Linked DNA regions of Homo sapiens: region 1 is linked to region 2. A link is a loop called in an ENCODE intact Hi-C map of the cell type or tissue named here. Cell type or tissue: CD4-positive, alpha-beta T cell. All regions are shown on one strand.

Region 1 (8,000 bases), 460 kb before region 2:
GGTCCTTTCTCACCATCCATGGTGTAACTTAAGCTTCTCAATTGGTGGCTTGTTTCAATATAAACCACATGTAGCTCACATTAATTTCTCTGGGAACTGTAGAATTCTTGACGGGTTCTCGGGGGTTCCTGTTGTATAAAGGCCTTCATTACTTTAGTTATACCCAAGTGAAAGGGGCATTTACCTCGTGACAAGTGGATTATAGGAGAAAAAGAGGAGATGGTAGGTCAGAGTGTGCTTAGAAGTCATGCCCAGTGTTCTCATCAATGCCAGACATTACGGGCTGCCCTTCCATCAGCCATTCTACCCTTCTTCCTGCTAACAATATCCCAATTTTGTTCAGGTATCAGGCCACTTAATATGTTTCAGGGAAAACTGGTTCCAGCCCAGAGCAGTGTGGACCTTGATTACATCAAACTAATCATGGTGAGTCCATTTTCCTTGCCAGAAATTCGTTTAGGAGTGGACATGTATTTCACTTGTGAGTACACAAGAGACTGAGGAAAAGTCTAAGGGGGCTTCTGGGAAATTTTCCTTCTAATAAGAAGAGATTCAAGGCAGAAAGTAGACTCTTTTTTGTTCCCCTGTTGTATCTTTACGGGGCACTTACAGCTTTGGCAACCAGTTTGAGCTATGCAGGATAAATATGCGAACAAAAGTCAACTTATAGAGGAAGAAAAAAGCAGAAAATTGGAAAACAAAACAAAACAGGTGCCTTAATGCTGTAATTGAACAGTGAGTTAACCCAACCCTGAAACCATCCTACCTTTGAACTTACTGTGATATGAGATATTACCTTCTCCTTTTTTTTTTTTTCTTTTTTTGAGACGGAGTCTCGCTCTGTTGCCCAAGTGGGAGTGCAGTGGCGTGATCTGGGCTCACTGCAACCTCCACCTCCCAGGTTCAAGTGATTCTTCTGCCTCAGCCTCCTGAGTAGCTGGGACTACAGGCAGGCGCCACCACGCCCGGCTAATTTTTGTATTTTTAGTAGAGATGGGGTTTCACCATATTGGCCAGGCTGGTCTCGAACTCCTGACCTAGTGATCCACCCCCCCCCCGCCCCCCCGGCCTCCCAAAGTGCTGGGATTATAGCGTGAGCCACAGCGCCCAGCCTGCCTTCTCCTTTTTATTGATGCCATTTCTGGTTGGGTTTTCTGTTACTTTCTGCTAAAGCATCCTAACTGAAAAATGTATTATCAGTGATTTTCCACTTAGAATATTGAAAAAACCGGCCAGGCACAGTGGCTCACGCCTGTAATCCCAGCACTTTGGGAGGCCGAGGCGGGTGGATCACAAGGTCAGGAGATCGAGACCATCCTGGCTAACATGGTGAAACCTCGTCTCTACTAAAATTACAAAAAATTAGCCGGGTGTAGTGGCGGGCGCCTGTAGTCCCAGCTACTTGGGAGGCTGAGGCAGGAGAATCGCTGGAACTGGGGAGTCGGAGGTTGCAGTGAGCCGAGATCGCGCCACTGCACTCCAGCCTGGGTGACAGAGTGAGACTCCATCTCAAAAAAAATAAAAAATAAAAAATATATTGAAAAAACCAGCTTTCCCCTCAAGACTAGATTGTGTCCACAAAGAACTTACTAGAGGCAGGATACGAATGCTAACGTTGGCCTTTATGCTCAAAGAAAACGCCTCCACAGGTTACAACTGTCTGTGTGTGGAGGAACCTGCTCAAGGCGTGGGTGTGATCAGAGGTCTCACTGGTGGGAGAGGAGAGCTATTTTGGGTATTTGTGGTGGATTGGGAGCTTGTGCTCCATACCATATCCCTAGGTGTACTATGTGGGGAATCAAGTGCCATCTTGGAGGTTTTTTTTTCTTTTTTTTTCTTTTTTGAGACAGGGTCTCTGTTACTTGGGCTGGAATGCAGTGGTGTGGTCATAGCTCACTGTAGCCTCGAACTGGTGGACTCCAGTGATCCTCTTGCCTCAGCCTCTCTAGTATCTGAGACTATAGGTGCACACCATCATGCTGGGCTAATTTTTATATTTTTTGTGTAGACAGAGTCTCTCTACGTTGCCCTGCTGGTCTTCAACTCCTGGCCTCAAGCAATTCTCCTACCTCGTGATCCTCCTGCCTCAGCCTCCCAAGTTCCTGGGGTTTCAGGATGAGCCACTGAGACTGACTTTGCAGTCTTAGACTTAAATCACCATGCTTATTGAACTGTAAAGGGTCCAGATTATCAAAGGATCTCAATCCTACAAAGTACCTTTTGGCTGTGATCACTATTTGCAAGCCCAGTGCAGACACTGCTCCCCCAGGCTGGGTCTACCAGATCCCCACCCCCTGTAGCTCCTACATTTCTTTCTGTTTCCCCAGCAGCACCTCATAAATCTCTCCTCTATTAAAGTATTTGCTGCTGTTGTCCTTTCTATTTCCCTCCCACCTTCATTGTCTGCGTCCTTCTCCCAGCCCCGCAACGGGGAATGAATAGCTGGCCAAATTACTGCTTTGGGGAATTGCTTTAGTGAATGCTGGAAAGGATAGACCAGAAAGTAAGATGTTATTCTTCATTCCTTGCTTGTGGGGCTTGGGACCTCCATTGTCTAGTGATTGGGTTCGGATTCTCCAGAATCATATTGGACTTGAGTACATTCCATTATTTCTTTTTTTTTCATTCCAGAATTTTTGGTGCCTAATTTCTCTTTCCTCCCACTGGACACACAATGGATACTCCTTTGCTTCAGTTACACCTTCATAAACCTGACTTCCTCTTAGTCCCTCTTTCCCATTCTCAACTGCTCACAAGGAGCTCCTTCATCCCATAATATTCATCTTCCTGACTTTTCATCAGAGGCCTGTTATTTTGCTTCCACCCTTCTGAGAGCGTCTGGGTGTGTACCTGGAACTGCAGTGGTCTCCTGGAACTCTCCTGATTTACTTGGGGGAAATAGCCACGTAGCAGTCTTCTGAATATAGTGCTTAATCTCCACTGCTTTCGGCTCCCTGCAGAATGGCTACCAGCTCTCCAGTTTTCATATAAGCATTATGATATTAAAACCACTCAACAGTAGTTCTCCTTGTCAAAGAATTAGACTGAAAGAGTCTGTGTTCTTTTACACAATTGCAACTTTTATGAGAGAAATAACCTGCCAATCTTGTAGAGAACAAGTACCCAACCTACAGACATGGTGAATTCCTTCTAGCTTTTTGTCATTGACCTGTATGTGATAAAATCCTCTCAGTCACCATCAATTAAGGATGAAATAAAGGAAAACATGAACGTATGTAAGGAGAGAGCCCTAATTTGGGATACAAGGGTGGTATAGGTCTTGACCTTCAGATTTAAATATGCCCGTGAACTAGAATCTAAAAATGCTGTTTTCCCATATGGACCTGCATATTCTTGGTTCTCCCTACTTAAAATAAGAACAGGAGGAAAATACTTAATCTATGCTGAAATTACTAACTATGATTATTATAAACATCTGCTATGGGGCAACTTTGACCTACCAAGCTGGGGCCAAAATATAGCTAGTGAGGACAATATTTCTTTTTCAAGTCCCTTTCAGCTCCTGCCTCCCTCTTCCCAGTGTCAATTTGCACCTGTTGTTGTCTCCTTGTTTTGTGCTGGGTTGGTCAAACATCCAGGCCCCTGTGGGGAAGACAGGTAGGATTCATTGCAAGCAAGGCCTCAGAGGTGAATGGTGGGGGAGAGGCACAGTCTCTGTTCCTTGCCTGCCCTCTTGGAAGGTGTCAGAGACCCATGGTTAGAACAGTGAGGCCAGAAACAGAGGAGTTGGCTTCATGAGACTTTGAGGCATTCCCAGCAAGAGGTGAGAGCAAGAAACTGCAAAACTATTTATGAGAGACTTTGGGAATCTTTAGGCACAAGCAGAATTGCTTAGGAACAAAGCATGGCTGTGCACAGAATTCTCCTCAGCTGTGGTACCCAGTGGACCAGAGACTCTAGGAGCATCAGCGGTCTGCAGGCTTTGCACAGACCTGGCTTTCTTTATGGGCACTGTCAGCAGCAGCAAGGATATGGCTCTGTCTTGAGAGTGCTGAGGGAAGCAGATGCTGATGGAGAGGGTGTTGGAGAATCACATGAACATCAACACTTGCTCAAGAAATAACCATGCAACAAGCCTATAAATGATACTGGTATGTTGCAGTCCCTTCAGTTTTGTGGTAATGAAGGTACATAAAGGTTAAACACATTTTCAAGGGTTCTTATCACAAATTCAGAATTGGAATCTGGAGCCCTGTTGCTCCAGTCTCTGGGTTACCCATAGCAAGTGTGGTTATTTCTAAAAATATGCAACACATGGTTGTGCTGGGAGAGAGCGTGCCCTGGAGATGCTGCAGAGGCTTCTCGAATGGAGCAGAAAATGGGTACGAGATGGAGGGGGTGGGTTGCTGCTGCCAGCACAACCCTACTACCAGGTCTCCTGGTTACCCCAAGAGGGGCTCTTTCTTGCTCGGTGCACACAAAACTGAAAGTGAGTGTCAAGCAGTGCAGGCTGTATTTCATGGCCACAGAATGGGAGAAGTGGGAGCACAGCTCACAAATCAACTTCTCGGCTCCTGGGAACTGGGAAGTTCCGCATGTAGGGTTTTCTTGATGAAGGGGCTGAGCATTAAGATCAAGGAGAGGTGTATTTATGCTTTTTCTTGGGAAGGGACAGAGATTTACTTGGAATCAAGGAGCCGCCTCCCTTTTGTCCTGTTTTGGTTTCCTCCTTTTGTTGTCATGGTAATTGTCAACTGTCATGGCGCCCCTGGGAGTGTCATTTAGTATGGAAATTGGATTATAATGAAGTTAGAGGTTCTTCAGAGGTGGGGTAAGCTGCCTAAGAAGGAACCTCTGACCACAGACATCAGACATCCTGTTTTCTTTTTTTTTTTTTTTTTTGAGACAGAGTCTTGCTCTGTCACCCAGGCTGGAGTGCAGTGGCACGATCTCGGCTCACTGCAACCTCCGCCTCCCAGGTTCAAGCGATTCTCCTGCCTCAGCCTCCTGAGTAGCTGGGATTACAGGCGTGTGCCACCACGCCCGGCTAATTTTTGTATTTTTTAGTAGAGACGGGGTTTCACTATGCTGGTCAGGCTGGTCTTGAACTCCTGACCTTGTGATCCACCCGCCTTGGCCTCCCAAAGTGCTGGGATTACCGACCTGAGTCACTGCGCCTGTCCCCTGTTTTCTGAAAATATGCAGAGTCAAAGCAGAGTAGGAATTTTGCTAAGTCACATAGGCATTGCACTGGGCAACAAAAGCAGGGTAGGGGTCCACCTAAGTCACATAGGCCCTGCAATGCCTTTGTGACTCAATGCAATGGGTAACAGCCCCAGTGTGGTATCCACAGAGTAGTGATGGCAGGCATACATTGCTTCTCCAGCAACCGAGCAACCTGCGCTCTGAATTTGAGAAGCAGACTACACTGAATACATTGGAGCAGCACTCATTTTATCTTCTGAGATCTGCCACTGATGTCACATGGTGTTGGTGGTGGCCAAAAAAAAAAAAAAAACCCAATGGAAACACTGTCGGTATTCGACATGATATTTGACTCAACAGTGGAGAGTTGACAACCCTGGACTCTTGAATGATTTGTTCATCACCTAAATCCTAATTCAAGGAAAGGAGCTGTGGTTGGGAATGGTTAGGCCAACCCCAAGGAGCTATTGGTATCATACCTCTGGAGTTCTTCAAGCTACTACAGGCAACAGAGTTTAGTAGTCTGAGTGTGAACCCCAGAGTTCTATCTGTGGGGTCAAAGCCCAACTCCACTATTTTATACACCTGGTAGTCTTGGGCAAATTATTTAATTTCTCTTGGCTTCAGGTTTCTCAGCATAAAATGTTAAATGTAATAGTGTCTCTGTTTTAGAGTTATTGTGAGGTTTAACGTGGCTCACGCCTGTAATCCCAGCACTTTGGGAGGCCGAGGCGGGCGGATCACGAGGTCAGGAGATCGAGACCATCCCGGCTAAAATGGTGAAACCCCGTCTCTACTAAAAATACAAAAAATTAGCCGGGCGTAGTGGCGGGCGCCTGTAGTCCCAGCTACTTGGGAGGCTGAGGCAGGAGAATGGCGTGAACCCGGGAGGCGGAGCTTGCAGTGAGCCGAGATCCCGCCACTGCACTCCAGCCTGGGCGACAGAGCGAGACTCCGTCTCAAAAAAAAAAAAAAAAAAAATGGGCTGGGCGTGGTGGTACACACCTGTAATCCCAGCTACCCAGGAGGCTGAGGCAGGAGGATTGCTTGAACCCAGGAGGCAGAGGTTGCAGTGAGCCAAGATCGTGCCATTGCACTCCAGCCTGGGCGACAAGAGTGAAACCCCATCTCAAAAAAAAAAAAAAGAAAAAAAAACTAATAAATTATTACTTCATATGAATTCTTGGCACATGTAAGTACCTGATAAATGTTAGATGTTATTTTAAGTGTTAGCAAACGATTCTAGGGAGTTTCCTCTGTGACTTGAGAATCTGATTCTGGGTATCTTAGGCTCCGTTGTTTCTACTCCCTCCTAAAACAACAACTAAAGGAACAAGATTGCAGACAGCGTGGGAAGCTTTCTCGTGTGACCACCTAGCAGCGGGGAGGAGGCCTGGGATGTGTGCCTGGATCCTAGTGCTCTTGTGTGGGGCTTCGGTGGGCTCTGCTGTGAGGTGGGTTGGCTAGTCTGATTCCTGGGTCCCTTGCGCTCATATCCCTGGAATTGGAGCTGACCCTATGTTTTGTTCTTTGGTTTTTACTCAGGTCCTGGTGCTCCTTTTTGTGATTCAGGTCTCCTTGGTGTACCTGTCTGAATCTCACCTCCAGCATCCATCTGATTCCTGGCATAGACTGAACACCACTGTACCACTATGATGACCTCTGGTTCTTAACTCAGCTACCTCCCTAATCCTCTATAGTGTGTGTGGTGACCTCTGGGTCCCAGCCAAGGGAAGCTAAGAAGGCATGACTAAGGCCCATTTACACCTAACCACCATGAACCATCATTTTTAATTTGCCGAGCCCTGTCCTGCCCTTCCCTTCTCTTCCGTCTTTTCTTTTCTTTTTCTTTCTTTCCTTCCTTCCTTCCTCTCTCTCTCTCCTTCCTTCCTTCCTTCCTTCCTTCCTTCCTTCCTTTCTTTCTTTCTTTCTCTTTCCTTCTCTTTCTTCCTTCCTTCCTTCCTTCCTTCCTTCCTTCCTTCCTTCCCTCCCTCCCTCCCTCCCTCCCTCCCTCCCTCCCTCTTTCTTTCTTTCTTTCTTTCTTTCTTTCTTTCTTTCTTTCTTTCTTTCTTTCTTTCCTTTCTTTCTTTCTTTCTTTCTTTTCTTTCTTTCTTTCTTTCTTTCTTTCTTCTTTTTTGAGATAGGGTCTCATTGTGTCACCCATGCCGGAGTGCAGTGGCATGATCATGCCTCACAGCAACCTCAACCTCCCTGGCTCAAGTAATTCTTCCACCTCAGCCTCCCGAGTAGCAGGGACTACAGGTGCACACCATCGCACCTGGCTAATTTTTGTGTTTTTTTTGGAGAGATGGGGTTTCTCTATGTTGCCCAGGCTGGTCTTGAACTCCTGGGCTCAAGCAATTAGCCCGCCTTGGCCTCCCAAAGTGCTGGGATTTACAAGCATGAGCCATCACACCCAGACTGAAAGAGAATTTTCTAAGTCACAGACAAATAAAAACTTTATTCACTACACTACAGGAAAAACTGAATTGCCTTTCTATTCTCTCTTCAGAAAATGATATCCCCAAATTGGCATAATATGAAGAGTCAAAGACCATACAGTGAAAAGATCAGAAAAAATGGTTTAGGCTGGGCGAGTTGGCTCATGCTTATAATCCCAGCACTTTGGGAGGCCGAGGTGGGCGGATCACTTGAGGTCAGGAGTTCGAGAGCAGCCTGGCCAACATGGTGAAACCCTGTCTCTACTAAAAATACAAAAATGAGCCGGGCATGGTGGTGCACACCTGTAATCTCAGCTATGTGGGAGGCTGAGGCAGGAGAATCACTTGAACCTGGAAGGGAGAGGTTGCAGTGAGCTGAGATCACACCACTGT
Region 2 (8,000 bases):
AGTAAGTTTTTTATATTCCTTTTGTCAATATGGTCTAAACTAGCTTAAATACTGACTACTGAATATGACTTTAATTATAATCTAAGTCAAAATATCACTCCTTTTCATTTTATGTGAGCAGCAGGATATATGACTGGAACCCATAATGAAAATACCTAAATAATAGTAATAATGATAATAACCAATTCAACATAGGAAATATCTTAAAGAAACTTACCCTCCTTCACTTTCTGCTTCCTCTGAACTATTACTTGTTGCTGAACTTTGAATTGTGGGGAGTCTTCTTTTTCTCGCTCTGTGCTGAGGGCTTATCTTATGAACAGTTATTTTCCCTCCAAGTTCATCTTGTATATATTCCTCCAGCTTTGGAATAGCTTCTTTAAGAAATCTGATTTCCTCTTTGAGTTCTTCCATATTTGTCAGTAATTCGTTTAACTTCTCCAGTATCTGAAGTTGCCTTTCTTGAAAGATTACTGTTGTTCCTTGGTCATCATGTATTTCATCTTGCAAAGTTATTGAATTAAATGTATTACCCAGAGAAAGAAATTCAGGTAACTTCATTGCTATCCCTGGTTTACGGACCTTGTGGTACCACAAGAGCAGCAAGCTGATTCCAGCAGTGCCCACCATGATGCCAAGTATCAACTCTTTGTTTGTGGAATAAGGCATTTCTTGGTTTTCGTTTCTAAAATTAAAAACATAAATGTAAATGAATGTTGTTTATGTCTTTGTCCAAGACAAAAATATAGGTGCTTTTTCAATCAACAAAAGCCAAGTTTACATCACAGGATTTACAAAAAGTAGGACAATAGCCCAAAGGGTGGGAAAGGACAAATGGAAGTATACTGTTGTAAGAGTCTTAGATTACAATGAAGAATTATCATATTAAGTTAAAGATGCATAGCTGTAAACCCTAGAATAACCACTAAAAAACAAACAAACAAAAAAACCCCAGGCAATACATATCAAGACAATAATAGAGATAAAAATGGAACACTAAAGATACTCACTTGGTCCAAAAGAAGGCAGGAAAAGGAGAAAAAAGAACAGATGGGCAAATAGAAAACAAATAGAAGAGAAATTACGCCATTATTAAGTGCGAAAATGGTGCCAAAAGATCAAGAAATAACAGGTTTTTTTTGCCAACAGAAAAGAGTCCATAAAAAGAAAAGAAAAATTGATGAAGTAGACATATAGAAAACTGCATAGCAATAAACTTGAGAAGGCAAAGGAGGTGGGCTCTATCGCACAAGCACAGGAGTTGACCTTTGATGGGAACATAAACCATTCATTCATAGTCATAAAAGGCAGATTATGTGAGCAGAGATTTAAATAGGTGGGTAGATGCAGTGGTGGGAGGTTATGCAAGCTCTCTTTGATTGCTTCACTGTTCTAAGATAGGAAGTGAAGATAGGAAGCAAAGTAAATAGCTGGGAGTGTGAATTGGGGAAAAAATATCAGTAAGATGAAAATTCTGAATTAGGTTGTATACCCGAAATTCACCATCCTCTGCTTTATATCCTGTGATTCCACATATTCTACCAAGCATTGTTTCTTACACTTCAAATGGCCAACTAAATGTAATGTTTCAAATGCTTCCTTGGTGGTCTACTGGTTAGGATTTCTGGGCTCGCAAATGCCCTATGGAAGAGGGTCTGAGAGAACAAGCAGCCATAATCTATTTCTGAAAAGCCTGCTTAAAATAAGAACGTCTTTGGATTCCTATTTCACTAGAGTATATGCCTGGAACACAGAAAGTATCCTGTTTGGATGTTCTACACTTCATTACAGGCCTAAGTGTCAAAGAGAAGGACTGACTTTAAAATAATCTTCCAGAAATTACCTCAGGTGTTAGTGAATATTATATCCAAGAGATTTAAGAATTCCTTCTTTTAAACCAAAGATTCCAGAGAAAGCCTTGGTACTTAATCTGGCCTGCTTTACCTCACAGAAATTTGCCTGGAATTAACTTAAAAAAATTTTTTTTCACCTAATTGGTATAACTGGGAACTATAACCATCTGCCCACTCCCAGCTCATCCAGGAGACATGCCAGCAACAGATTCCAATCAATTTGTAACTTCAGCTGAAATTGTAGCTAATTATTGCTAGATGTGTAAATGTATTCTACAAAAAAATTGTATCACAAAACTAAATTATCTTGAAAGCTTATTGCAAAAAAATAAGTCACTCTATGCCCATTAATTACAACTGCATTCCAGCTAATATTCACACATCAAGTTTAATCATCTTTATTTTTGTCAATAAAATTATTCAGGCAGGATGTCCATTCGCTGATATAGAGGTCTATTAAAGGAAATCTTCCTATTCTGATTGCTTTCTTTTGCCCATACCTTGGACTTTTACATTAAGAAATATAGCCTAGTTTGAAAATATTTTCATTTAATAAGCAAATAAGTAGAAGTAAAAATCTACCTAGGAAGGAGAACTTATTCTTGAGACAGGACCAGGTTTCAGCAGGTGGGAAAGTCTTATTTTGCTTGGCCCTTTCTTTAGGAACTGCACCAATTCCAAATCATCTCTTCCATGCAGGTCCTATTATTATTTTGCAGATAAGTGAACTGAGGCACACAGGTGTCAAGTCACTTACCCAGTGATCACCCAACTGGGAAGTGAAAACTGTCACCTTTGACAACCTGTTCCTAACTCTTGGATGCACCCACAACATGTGGGAGATTTGGAAAGCATCAACAAGGAGGTGAAGGAGAGTACTGACTGAACAGAGATGCTCAAAGCTGAAATATTATTTCAGAACCACAAAAATTAACTAGAAAAAAATAGAATCAACGGAGCTGATGTTTTAAACAAACACAATTAAAGACTAACAGTTCAAGCTATGTTTGAGTTTTATAACAGCATAAAACAAATGTGCTTCAACACTGATAATTTGAAAAATGACACATTAAAAATAATGTACAAAATACATCAGAGTACTTGCTTGCCTTCAGAATAATTTCAAAGGTTGTATGAAGTCATTTACATAGCTTTTTTTTTTTAGAGTCTCGCTCTGTCACCTAGGCTGGAGTGCAGTGGTACAATCACTGCTCACTGTAGCCTCGACCACTTGGGCTCAAGTCATCCTCCTGCCTCAGCCTCCCTAGTAGCTAGGACCACAAGCGTGGGCAACCACGCCCGGCTAATTTTTACATTACTTGTAGAGAGTGAGTCTCCCTATGTTGCTAGGCTGGTCCCGAACTCCTGGGCCCAAGCAATCCTGCCTCCACCTCTCAAAGTGCTGGGATAAGCAGCATGGGCCACTGCCTCCAGCCTTGTTAGCTTTCATACTTCTAATTATGTTAATAGTATACACTTGTAGTATAAAAAAATATAGTAATTAAAAACTTTACCAAACAGATTTTAAAACTCTAATATTTTAATAATCAGATACAAAGTATTATGTTACGTTTCAATTTGTAAGGTGCTAGTAAATAACAATGGAAAATGACATTTTAATATAGATTATGGCACTTAATTAATGTGTATTATTGTGTAATATTAAAGGTTGAGATGAGAATCAAGTATTCTAAAATGACATCAAAATGTTGACTCTAAAGAAAATAGAATATGAAATGTTTTCTGAAGAAATGTCTGAAGAAACATTTCATTTCCATGTTCTAGTTTTATTTAAAATTAATTTTTTGATGTAGAAATTATGCTTTACTAAATTAATTATAATGCTTTCACCATAAATCTAGCACAGATATTCATTAACTTCATCAGCAGACCCTTAGAGGAGAAAAATATAAAATGCATAACTCTAATAAACTCGGGGAAGGTATGACAAATTTTGCAAGGATAAAGAGACATTACAAAAAAGCCCGAGGTTTAAGTTTCCTAAGAGAATTGCACTGAGACCTTGAACTAGTGATCAGATTTCCTACAGCGTCCTGGAAAACCTGGTACTTTCGAAGTGAATTCTATTGTTCATTTCATCAGGTTTTCATGGTTTTTTTGTATTTTATAATTTATTTTAAATTTAGGGCTCCCAAGTGTTTGCCTCATTCCCCTATGTTGGCAGCACTGATAATCCGGCCTTCGTTTTTGTGTGAAATAGGCACAGACGGAGTCTGAGAGCAAAAAAAACCCCACACAAACAAAAACAAAATGTTTGCGCAAGGCTGAAAGCCGAGCGAGAGCCCAGCAAGTGTCTCTGTTGAAATTCTTTGGGGTTTGCAGGGACCAGCCGGGCCGAGGCAGCAAACTGCCTGTTCCCCACGCACCCCAGAAGGGTCCGCGTGCGAGGAAATACCAGCGACCTCCGGGGCTAGGGCTTCCGTGGCGCAGGGTCAGCGAGGGATGAACCCGGGAAGCCACTATGGGCCGCTGCTCCAGCCCCGGGAACGCAGAGCACCGCTGGCTAGCAGGCTCAAGCTTCGCCAGGGACACACCGACCCGGAAGTGCAGTCGCCCCCACCGCAAGTATTTCCGCTTCCCTCCGCAAGTCCCCGGCGCGGTCCGGCCCCCAGCGGCTGAGCAGCCCCCTCCCAGACTGCGCACGCACCTGTGTTCACTGCGCCGGCCTTTCAGCTGTTGGAGAGCGGAGACCAGGACCTGCTGGCGCGCAGTGGCGGACGGACAGTAGCCCTGGAGCCCGCGGGTCCTAAGGTCCCGCGCCGCGGCCGTCGCGTCCTGACCCAGATAGCGGAGGCGCCGGGGGAGGAGCCCGCGGCCGCTCGGCCCCCCGCTCCCGCCCCCTCTCCCTCTCGTGGTGGGTTCAACTCTACCGGGACTGGCGTTGGGTGCACCTTTTGCAAAATAAAATTGCACGTCGCGGGGCGCCTGGCTCGCGCCGGACCGTGTGTCTCGGCCGTCGCCTCCCTTCGAAGCCGGTCGGCACCTTTTCCCCCGCCTGGGCTCTGGGCCTCCGCGCTAGCCCCAGCGCGTTCCCTCTCGCGTTGCTGCCACTCCGCACGCCCACCGCCAGCTCGCTTCGTTCCGGCTCTCAAACCCACTCCCTCTCCCCTAGTTAAACCTTTTTCTGTGCCCTTTCTAGGCACAACCTTGCACTTTACTCCTCACGACTGAATTAAAGGCAGACGCCTTGCACTAATTACTGATATCTGCAGCCCCGTGTTCATAGCTTTATCTCACGTTTTCTTTTAATGAGCAATTTTGACAGCCTCTTCCTTCTCCCCGCCATTCCGAGTTGCCTTTAGATGAAAGCCGCTGTTTTTTCAGATGCCTGACATTTAAGGTTTTACCCAGCTTTCTGTGGTTTGTATAATGAAACTAATTCTGCTAAATACGCTCTTAAAAACTGGGCCGGGCGCGGTGGGTCACGCCTGTAATCCCAGCACTTTGGGAGGCTGAGGCAGGCGGATCACCTGAGGTCAGGAATTCGAGACCAGTATGGCCAACGTGGCGAAACCCCTGTCTCTACTAAAAATACAAAAAATTAGCCGGGCGTGGTGGTGGACGCCTGTAATCCCAGCTACTTGGGAGGATGAGGCAGGAGAATCGTTTGAACCCGGAGGCAGAGGTTGCAGTGAGGCGAGATCGCGCCACCGCACTCCAGCCTGGGTGATAGAGCGTCTCAAAAACAAAAACAAAACAGTACATACACTGCTTCTGTATTGTCCGCACCTTGAGTATTACTGCCTCAAGCTTAGGTTTGCATAACATTAATCTCTAAACTTCCCACCAATATATTGAGCAGAATTAAAAATGGGTACACTCTTTCTCAAAACAGCAACAGCAGACAACACCCATAAAGCCATGAAGAATCCAGAAGGCTTGTTTTGCAATCCATATACTACTGTTTACGGATAGGGATTCAGGGATTCTATAGGCTCTTTAAGATGATTTTTTGAGCTTCAGGCAAGCCGCATTGAAGAATAAGTAAGCCTGGCCATGGTCATTTTATTAAAAGTAATTTGTAGCAGGGCGCAGTGGCTCACGACTGTAAGCCCAGCACTTTGAGAGGCTGAGGCGGACGGATCACTTGAGGCCAGGAGTTCGTGACCAGCCTGGCCAATATGATGAAACACCATCTCTACTAAAAATACAAAAATTAGCCGAGTGTGGTGGCGCACTTCTGTAGTCCCAGCTGCTCGGGAGGTTAAGGCATGAGAATTGCTTAAACCTCAGAGGCAGAAGTTGCAGTGAGCCGAGATCGGGCCACTGCTCACCAGTCTGGGACAGAATGAGACTCTGTCTCAAAAAACAAGAGCAAAAACCTAAGTTGTATTTGGAAAAAGAGCAGATTAATCTTTAACCTCTCAGATTTGGAACTAGTAAAATATTACCTTCTACAAACCCACTTCACTCCTATTTATTATGGTTTGCAGCAATCTTGCAATATAATGCTAGCTTTATTTAACTAGAATACAATATGATATAAACCGATCATGCAAAACAATTTTCTCTTTTAACAAGATTTAGATACCAAAGAAACATGACTGTCTCTTCGCTAATACTTAAAAGGAGCTTTTCAGTATTTAAAACAAAATTTAAGCTTTTCCAGGAGCCCACTGAGTTGTTCACTGCTGCATCCCCAGCACATTGCACAGAAGAGGCTTTCAATAAAAATGTGACGTATGGGCTGTGAACAAGGCCTTACCAGTCTATTCCAAGAGGAAGATGGCAGCTGATACTGACTTGATCTTCAGGTTCAGGACATAGACTATGTCACACTTGCTCCTTTCCAATACATTTGTTTCTATTCCTTGATGAGTAAAAATTATCTGAAAGGTAGAAACTCAGGGACAGTGACAACCATTGACCTTGGCAAAGCTGTAACTAAATAGCAAAGACAGGCGCTATCTTTGCCAGGTACTGTTGCAGGGGTGACATAAAAAAGCAGAAATGATTCCCCTCCCCACTACTAGGAATGTCAGTCTAAAAGGAATATCTGAAGGAAAAACCAGAACATACTAAGAATCTCAGAGTTGCTGTTATTCATCAAACCAGTACGGCATGACAATCATTTGGGAGGAGTGGGTACAGACCCTTCACGATTTGCCCCAACCTACTTTTCCAGCTTTTCTCCGCTACTTCCACCAGACATCATTCTACACTTCAGCACTAGCTAAGCTACTGATCGTCTCTCCACAAGCTGTATCCTTTTTATCCTGTTCCTTGTGCCTGGAATATCCTGTTGCTTGCCACCCGTCCAAAACCAATTCAACCACTTCAACCTCTTTCCCTTGAGAAGCTACACACTCTCTCCTTCCCCATAAGAAGTATTCATCCATGCCCCATCAAAACTTATGGAAGGACCAGGAGTTTCAATGAATACAAAATGCCTCCCTGCTAGCTTACAGCAAACCTCTCTGGTGTACACTATATAATTACTGCTTGCCAGTGACTGTGTGTTTGTGAGGCTGTGAACATCTTCAAGGATGGTAGCATTTATCTTTGTATCTTGGGAACCTGGCATGGTGCACACCCTCTATATTAGATAACTATTTGAAAGTAGTATGTACATTTGAGGGAAAAGCATGAGGAAATGTATAGTCCTTCATTATAGTAATGTGAGATGGGAGTGTCAATTTTTTTTTTTTTTTAGGTTTTATTTGAGTGGTTTTATTTCCAGGAAGCAATTGAATGACAAAGTTAGTTTTAACCCTTTAACAGTTACCAATATGCTATATAGTTAACTATTCATTTTCTAGTTCCTTGTTGTTATTTCCAAATCTTATCAAACTTACAAGCTGAATTTCTTAATTTGTAAACTGAAGGCTGAGCTGCAGGTATAATTAGTACCACTATGAAATCCCCAACCCCCGCTTCAAAGAGCAGAATCAACCTTCATTTCCAGGCTGGTTTTAAGAAAGTATTTTAAGGAAAGGGTTAAGGAAATATTTTACTGCAAATAGCTGGGGAAAAACTTTTAAATTAAGAACACCCTAACCATTGAGAGAGAGGGATTTAGAGAGGGAGAAGCGCACAGGCAAAGAGCAGGGGCAGAGGAAGAAGTCCCCCAGGTGTAACCGAAGCTCTGAGTTCCCCGAATCATTTGTAAACGAGGAGGAGCAAAGG

What was found. Hi-C counts contacts between places; a loop is a spot of excess contacts. Peaks named below come from ENCODE experiments on the same cell type or tissue, not always from the same donor. Only the 100,000 strongest peaks of a DNase experiment are listed, where the experiment ranks them.
Region 1: a loop joins it to region 2, with 2.4 times the contacts of the local background. A loop is called at or near these places in 6 of 110 quality-filtered maps.

Annotation. Positions count from the first base shown.
Region 1 is chr2:38,385,501-38,393,500 of GRCh38, reverse strand. No RefSeq gene overlaps it. Among named protein-coding and RNA genes, the nearest start is that of ATL2, 12 kb to the right of the region's middle. In CD4-positive, alpha-beta T cell, no CTCF peak of the experiment used is centred here; DNase peaks (open chromatin) are centred at 4,780 and 5,430; H3K27me3 peaks cover 277 bases.
Region 2 is chr2:37,921,947-37,929,946 of GRCh38, reverse strand. It overlaps RMDN2 (regulator of microtubule dynamics 2), which reads right to left and starts at 4,660. Exons shown (of 11, transcript NM_001170791.3): 1 at 4,522-4,660; 2 at 218-685. The coding sequence starts at 669. RefSeq lists a silencer at 4,606-4,845. In CD4-positive, alpha-beta T cell, no CTCF peak of the experiment used is centred here; a DNase peak (open chromatin) is centred at 4,466; H3K4me3 peaks cover 1,827 bases; H3K27ac peaks cover 570 bases.